2 separate regions of the Homo sapiens genome follow, and region 2 is linked to region 1. Evidence: read pairs that join two places in POLR2A ChIA-PET (ENCODE). Cell type or tissue: PC-9. All regions are shown on one strand. Links, peaks and the distances in the headings refer to the core of each region. The heading gives the core; the rest is flanking DNA.

The links. ChIA-PET counts read pairs that join two places held together with the same protein. Peaks named below come from ENCODE experiments on the same cell type or tissue, not always from the same donor. Only the 100,000 strongest peaks of a DNase experiment are listed, where the experiment ranks them.
Region 2: POLR2A ChIA-PET joins it to region 1 with 15 read pairs; 13 of 35 experiments call an interaction of 5 or more read pairs at or near these places.

Annotation. Positions count from the first base shown.
Region 1 is chr7:32,493,775-32,496,684 of GRCh38, reverse strand. AVL9 (AVL9 cell migration associated) reads right to left here and starts at 1,196. Exons shown (of 16, transcript NM_015060.3): 1 at 883-1,196. The coding sequence starts at 975. It also overlaps a transcript of LSM5 not described here. RefSeq lists enhancers at 1-600, 601-1,399, 1,473-1,682 and a silencer at 733-1,382. In PC-9, for the core only: no CTCF peak of the experiment used is centred there; DNase peaks (open chromatin) are centred at 744 and 1,264; H3K4me3 peaks cover 2,319 bases; H3K27ac peaks cover 1,853 bases.
Region 2 is chr7:32,593,458-32,596,367 of GRCh38, reverse strand. It overlaps the pseudogene DPY19L1P1. Among named protein-coding and RNA genes, the nearest start is that of AVL9, 99 kb to the right of the region's middle. In PC-9, for the core only: no CTCF peak of the experiment used is centred there; no DNase peak of the experiment used is centred there.

The DNA of each region.
Region 1 (2,910 bases), core at 178-2,677:
GTGGCAATTACTATTTTTAATACTTCAAAAAAGCATTTCAATTTACTGTTCACTAGCACATTATGACATCATTCCCTTCCAGTGTTTGCTTGCTCATTAAATAATCCTGTTTCTATTTTGTTCTCTTGCCTTCAATACATAGATTGCAAATATTCCATTTCAGATGCTGCATTAATGATTCAGTGAGGCTGCTGAAAAACGCCTTTATATTTGAACGGTTTGGTAATACACTTTCTCTTATTGCGGTTGATATGGAGAGATTAATCTCTCACCAAAAGGCAAAATCTGGAGAAGATGAAATAGCAAAACTAAGGACCAATGGGAAGGGGGAGGCAAAGTCAATCGACAACCGTACCTAACAGGAGAGATTCCAAGGCTTCCATCAGATAAACAAAGGAAGCTGATTTTTCTACGGAGGCTGCATGTGCTGCAAGCTACCTGAAGCATTAGTATGCAAGCCCACTGAGCCTATTACCTTGAAAGCAGAGTCCAAGCACTGAATTTTTCTAGACTCCCATTATAGGTGGACACCCAGAAAGCCAGTGGAGACAATGATGGACGGGGAAGAGAGTGGGGCCGGTCTTCGATGCTTTCCTCCCACTCCACCAAAGCAGAAGTTAAAAACCTACAACCTACACGTATCAACCAGCTCCTCCGCTGCTCAACCATTTTTCAGGGGCAGAAGGAAGAGGTTGTGGGGGCTGGGCTTCATGTGGGGCGGGTGGGAGGAGCTGCAAAAGGAGTCAGGTTGAGAGGCGAAGGGTCGCAGGCGCTGTGGGGAGGACTGCACGACGCGAGCTGAGCACACAGAAGCAGGGCAGGGGGGCCCCGGAAGGGGCGAACGCCCGAACGGCTGGGGGCGGGGGCGGGCCCTTTCCTCACCTGGCAGCCCTTCTTGTGGTGAAATCCGACCACCACGATGTGCAGTACGGGCCCCCGGGGGACGCCATCCCCGCCTCTCCTGGCCTTCTCCATGGGCGGCCGCCGCGGGCCCGCACGACGACTTCGACCGCCAAGGGCAGCGGGTCTGACGACCCCACCGTGTGCGGAAAGCCGCGGACTTCGGGTGTCAGCGAGCACAGCACATGAGGGCCGCACAGGGAGATCGGTGGAGGCAAAGCAGCTCCCGCCGCCCCCAGGGCCACGGCCGCCCTTCCCTCATCCGCTTCCGCAGCTTCCGGGCTGTCACCTGACACGGCGGCCGCCGCCGGCGAGGCAGGGCTGGGCAAGGCCGGGAGGGCCCTGACGGGGCGGGGTCTGAGAGGCCGAGGTGGAGCCTGGGGGAGCGGGGTGGGTCTAGGAGAGGAGAGATCGACTCTGTGGGGCGGGGAGGAGCGGGGGGAGGAGCGGGGGGAGGGCGGGTCCGGGTGGGACTTGACGAGGAGCGGCGGGGTGGGGCTTACGTGACCCGGGCGGCTGGGCTTGCAGAGCCTGTGGTGTCCGCGGGACCTGGAGGTGCGGCGTGGCACACCTGCTTTTTCCTCCCTGGATTCAATCTCAAAGCACTTCCTTCTCTTTTGCCTTCTCTTTTTCCTCAAAGTTTTCCCACTTCCCTCTTCTCTTCTGTTTTCCTTGCTTTTTCACATCTTTTCGGTTCACTCTCCGAGTGTCCGATTCCTTCACCTCCTTGCCTTTGCCTCTGTGGCCCCCGTCCTTATTCTTAAATATGTAGTAACATGGAGCATACTGGTGAGGTTGCGTATCTGTGTATTCAGCCTTTAAATTACTTGCTTACTCGAGAATTCTTGTTTGTTTCTTTCTAGAGTTTTTTTTTCTTCGTTTAAATATTATGTGTAGGAATCTGAGACGCATTTAAAACCTGAAACAGAATATCCTTGACAACAAAGGAAGTTTACTTGGATACGTGTAAAATGATTATTCTAGTCCTGCGATTTTATAAGAATATTCTTTTCATTCCATCTCATTTTGGGTGTAGTACTCTGGTCAATACAAAATATATGGGCTCTGTTGTCACCAGGGTTTTTTAATTCCTTTACTGATTGTACTACAATTCTTTTTTAAGCAGTGAATCTCATGTCAATTTAAAGTGCATTATAGAAAAGATTTAACAAGTCTTATCTAGGACAGTTTTCAAATAACCTAAAGGATAGGTGTCTGCTTCAAATAGAATTCGAGATTACTACAGTAACTGTGATATTTTGCACTTCTGGTCTTGAAAAGTAAGGAGCTCTGTTCTAATCTAACCATAGCTGAGAAAAACAGTAGGCTTCCTAAATCAAATTTAGTTTCTGTGATTCAGTAGAACTGTTTTAATGCTAATACTGCAGACATTTTTCAAGATGCTGCTATACATTTCTTTTCTGTATTACAAAATTATTGGCATTGGCTAAGAAAACTGTGTAAAACTATATTGCTCCCTGTATGCAGAATATATTAACTGTTTTCTTAATATATTAACTGTTTTGAGCTGTCAGCTGTGTGATGTGTTAACTATTAATATTTTCTTGATATAACCTGTCTTGATATTTTCCACAATTGGCATGGCTAAAATTACTGTCTAATTGAACACCTTTTAAAGATGTATATAAGGGCCGGGTGTGGTGGCTCACGCCTGTAATCCCAGCACTTTGGGAGGCCAAGGCAGGCAGATCACCTGAGGTCAGGAGTTCTAGACCAGCCTGGCCAACATGGTAAAACCCCCTCTCTAGTACAAAATACAAAAATTAGACCTGTAATCCCAGCTACTCGGACGGCTGAGACAGGAGAATTGCTTGAATCCGGGAGGTGGAGGTTGCAGTGAGCCAAGATTGCACCATCGCACTTCAGCCTGGGGGACAAGAGCGAGATTTCCTCTAAAAAAAAAAAAGATATATATAAAAAGAGGGTCAGGCGTGGTGGCTCATGCTGGTAATCCCAGCACTTTGGGAGGCCGATGCGGGCAGATCACTT
Region 2 (2,910 bases), core at 229-2,728, 100 kb before region 1:
TTGTGGTATCTCACACTCATAACCCCAGCACTTTAGGAGGCTGAGGTGGGAGGATCGCTTGAGTCCAGGAGTTGAAGACCATCTGAGGCAACATACCAAGGTCATTTCTCTACAAAAAAATTTAAAAGGGCTGGGTGCGGTGGCTCACACCTGTAATCCCAGCACTTTGGGAGGCCGAGGTGGGCGGATCACGAGGTCAGGAGATCAAGACCATCCTGGCTAACACAGTGAAATCCCATCTCTACTAAAAATACAAAAAAATCAGCTGGGCATGGTGGCACACGCCTATAGTCCCAGCTACTCAAGAGGCTGAAGCAGGAGAACCACTTGAACCTGGAAGGTGGAGGTTGCAGTGAGCCAAGATTGCACCACTGCACTCCAGCCTGGGCAACAGAGCGAGACTCTTGTCTCAAAAAAAAAATAAAATAAAATAAAAAACATTAGCTAGGTCTGGTGGCATGAGCCTGTAGTGCCAGCTACTTAGGAAGGTGAAGTGGGAGGATCGCTTGAGCCCAGGAGTTTAAGACTGCAGTAAGCTATGATTGCACCACTGAACTCCAGCCTGGGCCACAGAGTGAGACACTGTCTGTAAGAAAAAAAAAATTAAATAAAGAATTAAAAATAATAGTAATAGCAGGCCGGGTGAGTGGCTCACTCCTGTAATCCTGGCACTTTGGGAGGCTGAGGTGGGTGGATCACCTGACATCAGGAGTTCGAGACCAGCCTGGCCAACATGGTGAAACCCCTGTCTCTACTAAAAATACAAGAATTAGCTATGTTTGGTGTTGTGCACCTATAGTCTCAGCTACTCAGGAGGCTGATCCAGGAGAATTGCTTGAACCTGGGAAGCGGAGGTTGCAGTGAGCTGAGACTGCACCACCTGCACTCCAGCCTGGGTGACAGAGCGAGACTCTCTCTCAAAAAAAAAAAAATAGTAATAGCGCATATGTATTCAGAGTCAACCATATATTAGACATAATGCCAGTTTGAGTATGTATAAGTTCACACTTCCTTTTCATATCCAATTATGTCATTCCTTTCTGATGACCTCTCTTCTAACCACAGGAACTCACGCCATTCTTTTCATTTTCCTTTGTTCTGCTTCTTCTCCCAGTAAGAAAACATCTCCCTTCTTCTCCATTTACAAATCAGAATTGTCTATCGGTCTATTCATCCAGTGTCCACTAAGTGCTTACTCTGCACCAGGCACTGTTCTAGGCTCTGAAGATAAATAAAACAGGAAAAAAGCCCTGTTCACTTGCCATAGAGGATGATGAACAATAGACGAATGTGAAGATACACAAGTGCAGCCTCAACACATGCATCATCATCTCATTTAAACCCACTGTACTGAAGGAGAATGTGTGGTTCAGAGATGTCAAGTAACAAGCAAGTGTGGGTGCTGGTGTTCCCACCCAGGCCTGTTGACCTATTTATGGCATCCCGACTTTATTATAAAGCCCTGAACAAATGCAAAGAGTGATGCTAATTGTTGCCAAAATTGAGTGAAATGAAATGCAGGCAATTTTATGCGGAATTTTTACTTGTCAGAAACACCAGCCTCTTGGATTTGTAGTTTTCTTCAAAGATGTGTCTGAAAAGTGGAAGCTATATTCCTTCCACTGATCATACTTCCCTGAGAAGTAAATTACATTTTGAAATGATTGGGTATTTTTTTTTAATGATTAGGAACATTAAAATACATCTTACATGTACAGCTTGACTTTATGTGTATACTTATGTAACCACCTAAATAAGATGAAATAGTTGATTTTAATTAACATCTGCTTAGCCTTGAAATCTGTCGCAGCTTCCAAGTGGATAAAACATCTTTTGGTCCCCAAGAAAAACTGATGTTTATTTTCAAAACATTTTGGTTTGTGATATTGATATAAAGGTAGTTGCACTTTCCCAACCCTTCCAGCTTCCTTGGTGGAAGGTACTTCCCATGCTTGCCCCTGGAAAGGCAGCCACATCATCACACACATGTCCTCAGCACAGACCGCTCCTCACAGGCTCTTCTCTTTTTTCCTGTGTTTGCCAAGAGGGGTTTTCCCCCTCCTCACACTCTTTCCCTTAGTCCCTGTAGCCTCATCAAGAGAAACAGACTCCCAGGGGCAGAGCAGGAGGAGCTGGTTTCTGTATTTCTCAGATTCCTTCTGGCTTTAGCAACCCTGCAGGCTGTATTCTTCTTCAGTTCTCCTCTCTCATCACTCTTTTCCCCTTCCTAGAGCTTCACTCCCCCTGACCTGCTCCTCCCCTGCATCTCAGGCCATGCCACCCCTGGCCCCATCCCCAAGGCCGGAGGACAGAAAATCTGCTCTCATCTTCACTGCCTCATCCTCACTTCAGCAGCTCAAATGACACTTCCTCAAGGAAGCTTTCTCTCACTGTCCCAGCGAAAAGATTGCCATGATGGCACTTTACTGGACTTCTCAACACACTCATCTTTCTTTTTTTTTTTTTTGAGATAGGGTCTTGCTTTGTCACCCAGGCTTCAGTGCAGTGGCACCATCATAGCTCACTGCAGCCTTGATCTCCTGGGCTCAAGCAATCTTCCCACCTCAGAGTAGCTGGGACTACAGGCGCTTGCCACCATGTCCAGCTAATTTATTTTTAGTAGAGAAGGGGTCTCGCTATATCACCCAAGCTGGTCTCAAACTCCTGGGCTCAAGCAGTCCTCGTGCCTCAGCATCCCTAAGTGTTGGGATTATAGGTGTGAGCCACTGCACCCAGCCCCATCACTTTCTTTATATCATGTATCTGTACAGATCTAATCTGTTATCTTCTGGACCCAGACAGCCCTCACCCATAGCAAGTGGTTTTGTGTTAAGACAAGACTGAGTGAAGCTTAACTTACTCTGCTGGGGCTGCGGCGAATGGAAGTTACGGTTTCAGCTGCCAGGTTGT